Regions from separate parts of the Homo sapiens genome. Here region 1 is linked to region 2. A link is an interaction called in ENCODE POLR2A ChIA-PET data of the cell type or tissue named here. Cell type or tissue: MCF 10A. All regions are shown on one strand.

Region 1 (4,000 bases), 170 kb after region 2:
AAGATCAAAGTACCAGCAGACGTGGTATCTGGTGAAAGTTTGCTCTCTGCTCCACAGACGGTGCCTGTTGCTGTGACCTCATATGGTGGAAGGGCAGAAGAGCAAGAAGGTACAAACAGACTCCCTCAAGCCCTTTTATAAGGGCACTAATCCCATTCATGAAGGCAGAACCCTCATGACCTAATTACCTCCTAAAGGCCCCACTCCTTAATACTATTGCATTGAGGATTAAGTTTCAACATGAATCTTGGAGGGACATGAACATTCCAAGATAGCAAGATTTATGGCACTGTTCTATCTAAAGCAGGTATTTTATAACCTAAAAAAATCAAAACCATATACGATATCCACATGCAAAAGAATGAAGTTGGACCCCTTTCCATACACAAAAATTAACTCCAAATGGATAATAGACCTAAATATAAGAGCTAAAACTATAAAACTCTTAGAAGAAAACATAGGAATAAATCTTCATGATCTTGGATTAGGCAGAACCTTCTTAGATATGGCATTAAAAATATAAGCAACAAAAGAAAAAAATAGGTAAATTGAACTTCAACAAAAGTAAAAAAATTTTTTTTTTTTTGAGACAGAGTCTTGCTCTGTCACCCAGGCTGGAGTGCAGTGGCATGATCTCGGCTCACTGTAAGCTCCGCCTCCTGGGTTCATGCCATTCTCCTGCCTCAGCCTCCTGAGTAGCTGGGACTACAGGCGCCCGCCACCACGCCCGGCTAATTTTTTGTATTTTTTTAGTAGAGACGGGGTTTCACTGTGTTAGCCAGGATGGTCTCGATCTCCTGACTTCGTGATCCGCCTGCCTCGGCCTCCCAAAGCGCTGGGATTACAGGCATGAGCCACCCCTCCCGGCCTGTAAAATCTTTTTTTTTTTTTTGAGACAGTGTCTCGATCTGTCACCCAGGCCAGAGTAAAGCGGTGCGATCTTGGCTCATTGCAGCCTCGACCCCTCAGGCTCAAGAAATCCTCCCACCTAAGCCTTCTGAGTAGCTTGGACTACAGGGGTGTGTGTGTGCCACCACTCTCAGCTAATTTTTTTTTTTTTTTCCAGAGACAGGGTCTTGCCATGTTGCCCAGGCTGGTCTCGAACTCCTGGGCTCAAGCAATCCTCGCACCTCAGCCTCCCAAATAGCTGGAACTATTTGGAACTATCCCAAAAAGCAGGCACACATCACCATGCCTGGCTAATTTTTGTATTTTTTGTACAGACAGGGTTTTGCCACATTGCCTAGGTTGGTCTTGAATTCCTGGACTTAAGCGATCCTCCTACCTTGGCCTCCCAAAGTGCTGGCATTACAGATGTGAGCCACCATGCCTGGCCAAAAGTAAAATATTTTTATACTTCAAGGGCACCCTCAAGAAAGTGAAAAGAAAGACAACTGCCAAAATAGGAAAAAATATTTGCAAATTCTATATCTGACAAGGGTCTAGAAGTCAAAACGTAGAAAGAGCTATTACAATTCAACAATAAAAAGACAACTCAGTTCAAAATAGGGGCAAAGGACTTGAATAGACATTTCTCCAAAGAAGGTGTACAAATGGCCAATAAGCATATGGAAAGATGTTCAACTTCATTAGCCACTGGGGAGATCCAAGTCAAAACCACAATGAGGTACGACTTCACACCCACCAGGATGGCTATAATCAAGGTTTGGCAAGGAACTAGTGGAACCTTGGTTTGATTTGGAAAGGAGGAATTAGAACTCTCATAAGCTGCTGGAGAAATGCAAAACAATGCAATCACGTTGGAAAACACTTCCTCAAAAAGTTAAACCTATAGTTACCACATGTCCCAGCAAGTCCACTCCTAGATATATACTCAGGAGAAATGGAAACATATGTCCACACAGTAACCTGTACACAAATGTTCATAACAGCATTATTCATAACAGCTAAAAAGTAGAAACAACCAATAAATCCATCAGTTATGAATGGGTAAACAAATTGTGATATGTCCATATAATATAATATTATTCAGCCATGAAATGGACTAAAGTACTGATACATGCTACAACATGGATGAACCTTGAAAGTATTATGTTAAATGAAACAAGCCAGACACAAAAGGCCACATATGCTATGATTCTTTTTATATGAATTGTCGAAAATGGGAAAATTAACAGAGAGATAAAGTAGATTAGCGTTATGAAGAAATGAGAAATGGCCAGGCACGGTGGCTCACGCCTGTAATCCCAGCACTTTGGGAGGCCAAGGTGGGCTGATCACTTGCAGATCAGGAGTTCAAGACCAGCCTGGCCATCATGGTGAAACCCCGTCTCTACTAAAAATACAAAAAAAAAAAAAAAAAATTAGCCAGGCGTGGTAGCGCATGCCTGTAGTCCCAGCTACTGGGGAGGCTGAGGTGGGAGAATCGCTTGAACCTGGGAGGCAGAGGTTGCAGTAAGCCGAGATCATGCCACTGCACTCCAGTCTGGGTGACAAATCAAGACTTCATCTCAAAAAAAAAAAAAAAAAGAAAAAGAAAAAGAAAAAGAAATGAGAAATGACCACCAGTGGGTATAGGTTTTATTTCTGGAAAGTGATGAAGATGTTCTAAAATTGACTGTAGCGGTGGCTGTACAACTCTGTGAACATACTAAAGCCATTGAATCATATACTTGAAATGGGTGAATTATATGGTATGTGAATTACATCTAAAGATTGTTGTTACTAAAGAAAACCATATACATGGTGTCTGGTGATTGAACAAATTACGCACTTGTTGAAACTTGTGTCTCTGAGGAAAAACTCTGCTTAATGCACATTCAAGTGTCAAGTTTCAGAAGGACAGCTGTCATCAGTTAAACGAGTCAAAAACAGTCATCACCCTCAATGTCATTTCGGCTCTTTAATGGATCCCCTAACAACCACTAGCATCTCTTGGGCATTAGCCACTTCATAAGCCACTTGAAACCTGCCAAGTGTACATTTTATCATTAGCTGGAAGGATGTGTAGAATTCCAAAGTCCTCTCTTTGATTTTATAGGTGAGGAAACTAACGCTCAGAAAGGGGGTTGATATCTATCGCCGTGAGGCATACGGTAAGTTTCTGGTGAAGCTGGGATCAGAACCTGTTTAGACTTTGCCTCTCTTTTCCCGCAGATACTTTGCAGGACTTCTATGTCCCTCAAACCGGCCTTCCTGTCATGGTCAGGAAAGAAACTCCTCACAGCCTCAGCATCCAAGTCAGGCCATGGGTGACAGCTGGAAAGTGATCAGGAGGCTGCAGTTTCTAGAAGAGGGTGGGGACACTGCGGAGAGAAGATGGGGCCAGATTCCGAGAAGACAGCATAAGCCCCTGTTCCTGTAAGAGCAGGGACGGAAGCAGGGACATAAACGCAAGGGATGAGCCCCAAAGTGTGACCCATGAGACATGATGTCACATGTGGTCTGGAGCCTGCGGCCACTTCTTCCCATCATATACACAGTTATGAGAACAAGTTGTGAGAACCACCTCCTCCCTTACCCAGCTGCCCCCACCCCAGAAGCCGTGTGATTTTGCCCCCCAGTGCCCTGTGAGTCACTCCACCCATGGAAACCTCACCCCACCCTGACCTCAAGCAAGGCAGAGTGCAGAAGACATGTCCTCCGGTGCTACCAGACCACTCTCACCAGCACCCACGACCTCAGCAGGGCTGGAGCCAGCGTGGAGGCCACTGGCTGTCCTCACAAAGCGAGGAGCAGGAGCCCCTGTTCGAGGAACATGCTTGGAGTTCGGAGCCTGGGCTAGGGTGGGATGTAGGTTGAGCAGGAAGTGGATGGCAAGATTAGAGCAACATCTCTCTTCTCCCACTCAGGGAGGAGGGAATGGCCACAGGCTCTGACACTCAAGAAGGGCCAGGCACAGTTCCAAGCACTTCACAACAACCCCTAGGGTCTACATGACCTACAATCCCAATTGTTCAGTGAAGAAACTGAGGCACAGTGAGGCTGAAGAACCCTACCAGTCCACACTGCTGGTGCATAACCGAGCTGCCCAAGCCCC
Region 2 (4,000 bases):
GGCTTTCCTCCTTCAGGATCAGGAGCTGCTGGTGAGGGCCCAGTTCTGCTCCCAGGCTCCTGGCTCTCCACATTAGGGGTCTTACAAACCGCTTTAGGGCAAGGCCCCTCCCAGGGATACTGGTGCCTAGGACTGTTAAGAACAGAAAACTCCAGCCCTGTGGAGTCAGCAGCAGGGGCTATGACCCCCTGCTGCCTCTAGGTTTCCATGTGAGTCCTTTCCCCTCCCTGGGCCCTAGTTCCGTGATCTCTCCACTGGAAGCATGAACGCACTGTTGTCGAGGGTCCCTTCCAGCTGTAGCATTTGCTGAGTTAGTGAAGGGAGCTGCAATGGTGGGTTGAAGAAGGAGGTCCTGCCCATCACAGCAGGCCGCACCCCACAGCCTGCATGGCTAGGCCCAGCCTGGTGTCCACACTCAGCGAGGGGCCTGGCTTGTGCTTCAGTGAGCCCAGAGCCCACCTCCTCCATGCTCACGTTTCCCCACTGAGGCCTGAGATGAGTCCATGCCTCATCCCGGTGGGTGAAGGCGTCAGAGGTCCCTGTGAAAATGCACGGATGTCCTCCAAGAAAGGCCAGAGGTAGACCCAGCATTCTGCCACCTTCCTTGTGACCAGCACTGTCAGGCACACACTCCCTCTGAAACCTTACCACAATGCAGCAAAGTGGATAGAGCAGACAGGGTTCAGCACCTCCATGCCACGGATGGGGAGGCCGAGGCCCTGCCAAGTGATAGTCCATGGGCCAGGTCCCCTGAGACGGAGCAGCATAGCCAGGACTAAGGTGCTTTCTCCACCATAGGGCGGCCTCACCTCACCTGGAATTAGGTTCTCAGGTCCTGTGGGGAGGGGGCACAAGGCAGGTAAGTTGGACACAGAGAATGGAGAAGGGCCCAGGGGCAGGTCAGGGTGGGTCAGCACAGCGGGTGGGCATCTGGGGACGAGGGTGGACCCCTAAGCAGGCAGAGGCCTGGGGAGAGGCCCAGCCCAGATTCCACTCTGCTGAGGATGAGGCCGACCTGCTGGGGACCGACGGGCCCCTCCAGGTCCTAGGATGACTGACCGCCAGGAGCTGAGGGGGCCTCACTTTCTTAGGACTCCAGGGCTTCCACCTTTCACCTCAGGCCCCAACTCCAGCCTGCCATAGCTACAGCCACCAGCAGCAGTCTGGCCTAGGGAGCCCCCATAGCCCATCCCAGACACAGCTGGATCTTTTCCTGATGCTAACTGACTGGAGAACGCAGGGGAAAATGAGCCCGGAAGTAGCAAAGATGTCAAAGACTGAGGATGCAGCAAGGAGCCAAGCATGCCCACAGCTCTGCAGGAGGGAGCCGGTGCTGAGCAGTTTGCAGAACCGGCCTGTGCTGCCCCGCCTCAGGCTGCCCTCTGGGCTTCCCCCATCCCTTTTCCAACATCCCCAGACTCTGGGACTTTTAGGGTATGGCTTACCATGGGGTTCCTGAAATCCCCACACCAAGGCCCTGGGCATGTGGGATTTGGTGTGTCTCTGAGGAGCTGACTGGCCAGCTCGGACCTTGGCTTCCCAGTGAGGGGGCCCTAGGGAATAACCAGCCAAGCAGGCTTCAGGGATGTGGGGTCCACAGAACCTTTCGCTGAGGTCGTGTCCTGCCACCAACTACCTGCTAGCATCCCCTCTCAGGGCCTCGGATTCTCCACCCGTCCAGCAGGAAGATTAAGAATCTTCCTCCTGGACTGTTGTGAGACAAAGCCCTCCGTTAAGTGCAAAGCCCAATGTGGAGGAAAAGGCACAGACCCTTGTGGGAACACGTTTAGCCCAGCAGGCGCCTCTGGGAGCCCACTTTGGGGGAAGGGTCTCCTTGGTGCCCTCCAAACCTACATTTGCCTGTACTCCTTGCCTGTACTCCTGGCTGGAATGTGCTGGCCTCCTGCCCACAGGTCCTGGAGCTCCTGTGTCGGATCCTGGAAACAGACTTGCTAAGCGCAATCCAGTTCTGGCTGCTCTACGCTCCGCCCAAGGGTGAGGACACAGCCCCGCAGCACTGTCTCAGTGGAGGCTGCCAAGGTCCTGCCCTTGATCTCTGGTTCTGCAGGACTCAAATGTCCCTCAGCTCCCACCCTGGAGGGGGCCTTCCATGGAGGCCTCTCCTCCACTTTGGAGCCCCAAACTAACCCTTCCCAGCTGGACAGCATCTCTGCTTCCTCCTCCCCAATTCCTCAGCAGGATTTCCTTACCCCTGCTCCTTGGAGGGGACCCCTCTTTCATGCTGACCCCAGGCCTAGGCACCTGGGAGGAAAAAATCCAAAGACTGAACTTAGCAGACACAGCCCCTCACACGTTGCATTGGGAGACCCCCACACACACACAGGTGCAAGTAGATGCACATAAGGCTACTCATGTGTATACACATGAACACAGGAATACACACGCGGACGCACTGGGACAGTGGGTAGGGGGTGCATCTGAGTAGAAGGGTGAGGAGTGATGAGAACCAGGAAGCTAATTGGAGAAGACTTCCTGGACAGGAGAGTGAAGGAGAAGGGGGAGGAGGAAGGCAGGTCCCCAGTAGACTTCCCAGCGTGGGCCCGGGGATATGGTGGGCAGGAGGGCCAGCTGGGGCCAAGAACAAGGCGTACACATCCTCATGTGGCAGGACAGGGATGTGAAAGGGCTAGGGGCTCTGCACACATGGGCCAGGAGAGAAGGGGGAGCTCTCCCGAGGGGACCTGAGGGCAGAAGGTGGGATGCTTAGAGAAAGCTGCCCTGGATGGAGGCCCTGCTTCTGGCCCCGCCACAGGGACAGGAAGGGGGCTGGGGGCTGAGGACACTGCCCCCGGGCTGTGCTTTCAGAAAAAGACCTCGCTCTGGGACTCCTGCAGACAGCAGTGGCTCAGCTCCTTCCCCAGCCCCTAGTCTCCATCCCTACAGAAAAGCTCCTAAGCCAGCTTCCAGAAGTGCATGAACCTCCTCAAGAGAAGCAAGAGCCACCCTGCAGGTGGGCCCCGCACCCCGCCCTGCCCTTCTGCAGCCTTCTGTCCTCCCAGGTGAGGCCAGTGGGACCTGGAGAAGGGAGCCTGGCGCTGACCAGGGTCTGGGCTGACTAAGTCTGTCCTGGAGGCAGAGGCCCAGCCCCTCCCCCAGGGACCTTCTAGTGCTACCCAAGCCACTTCAAGGCCAACACAGCCAGACCAGCCCCCAAACTGCCAGGGCTGGGGACACCCCAAGGGGGCCACCGGAGTCAATTTTAACCAGATAAGGCTGGATTAGCCACACCTAACTCTTCAGAAGCTCTTTGGTCTATGGGAAGACATGAGTAGAGAGAAAATGCTAACACAAGGCAGTGGTTTTATACCAGTACTAAGTGCCCTGATGGCTGGAAGAGAAAGATTAATTACGAACTGGGGGAGGCCTCACAAGGCAGGTGAGTGGAGCCTGAGAGTCAGCAAGGCCACTGAGCAGCGATAAGTTTGCCTGACACCGCTGGGTGTTCCACGTTTTTCTAGTCCATCCAACAACCCACTGAGGCAGTATTAGCTCCATTTTACAGATGGGAAAACTGAGGCTCAGGAACAATAGAATGGCCTACCCAAAGTAACCTGACTGGTCGGCAGAAGGGCTGGGATTCAGTCTTGGACCCGACTGACTCCCAAAGCCAGCAGCACTCAGATTCTCCCCGGGAGCTTGTTAAAAATGCAGACCCCTAAAGATTCTAACATAGCAGGCCGGGGTGAAGCCGGGGGGGCCTGTATTTTTAACAGTCACCTGAGTGTTTCCAACAGAGTTTGGGAAACACTGATAGGAGTGGTAGGATTTGACTGAGCAAATGAAAGCTTGGGAAAAGGTCATCCCGGGAAGTGGGACCAGCCTGGGTGAAGGCATGGAAGTCAGGAAGGTATACAACTGGGGAATGACAAGTTTGAGGTGTCTGGAGCATGGGTGGGCTTGGTGAGAAGAAGCAGGGGTAGGGGTGGACTGAGGTTTCTTGAAGTCATGGGTTCTTGCAAGGCCTTGGACTTGGTGTTCC

The links. ChIA-PET counts read pairs that join two places held together with the same protein. Peaks named below come from ENCODE experiments on the same cell type or tissue, not always from the same donor. Only the 100,000 strongest peaks of a DNase experiment are listed, where the experiment ranks them.
Region 1: POLR2A ChIA-PET joins it to region 2 with 6 read pairs; 2 of 35 experiments call an interaction of 5 or more read pairs at or near these places.

What each region holds. Positions count from the first base shown.
Region 1 is chr10:70,603,122-70,607,121 of GRCh38, reverse strand. No RefSeq gene overlaps it. Among named protein-coding and RNA genes, the nearest start is that of PRF1, 2.4 kb to the right of the region's middle. In MCF 10A, no CTCF peak of the experiment used is centred here; no DNase peak of the experiment used is centred here.
Region 2 is chr10:70,773,184-70,777,183 of GRCh38, reverse strand. It overlaps TBATA (thymus, brain and testes associated), which reads left to right. Exons shown (of 11, transcript NM_001318241.2): 7 at 1-31; 8 at 1,914-1,995; 9 at 2,827-2,971. Among named protein-coding and RNA genes, the nearest start is that of TBATA, 10 kb to the left of the region's middle. RefSeq lists a silencer at 656-837 and an enhancer at 106-933. In MCF 10A, no CTCF peak of the experiment used is centred here; a DNase peak (open chromatin) is centred at 1,933.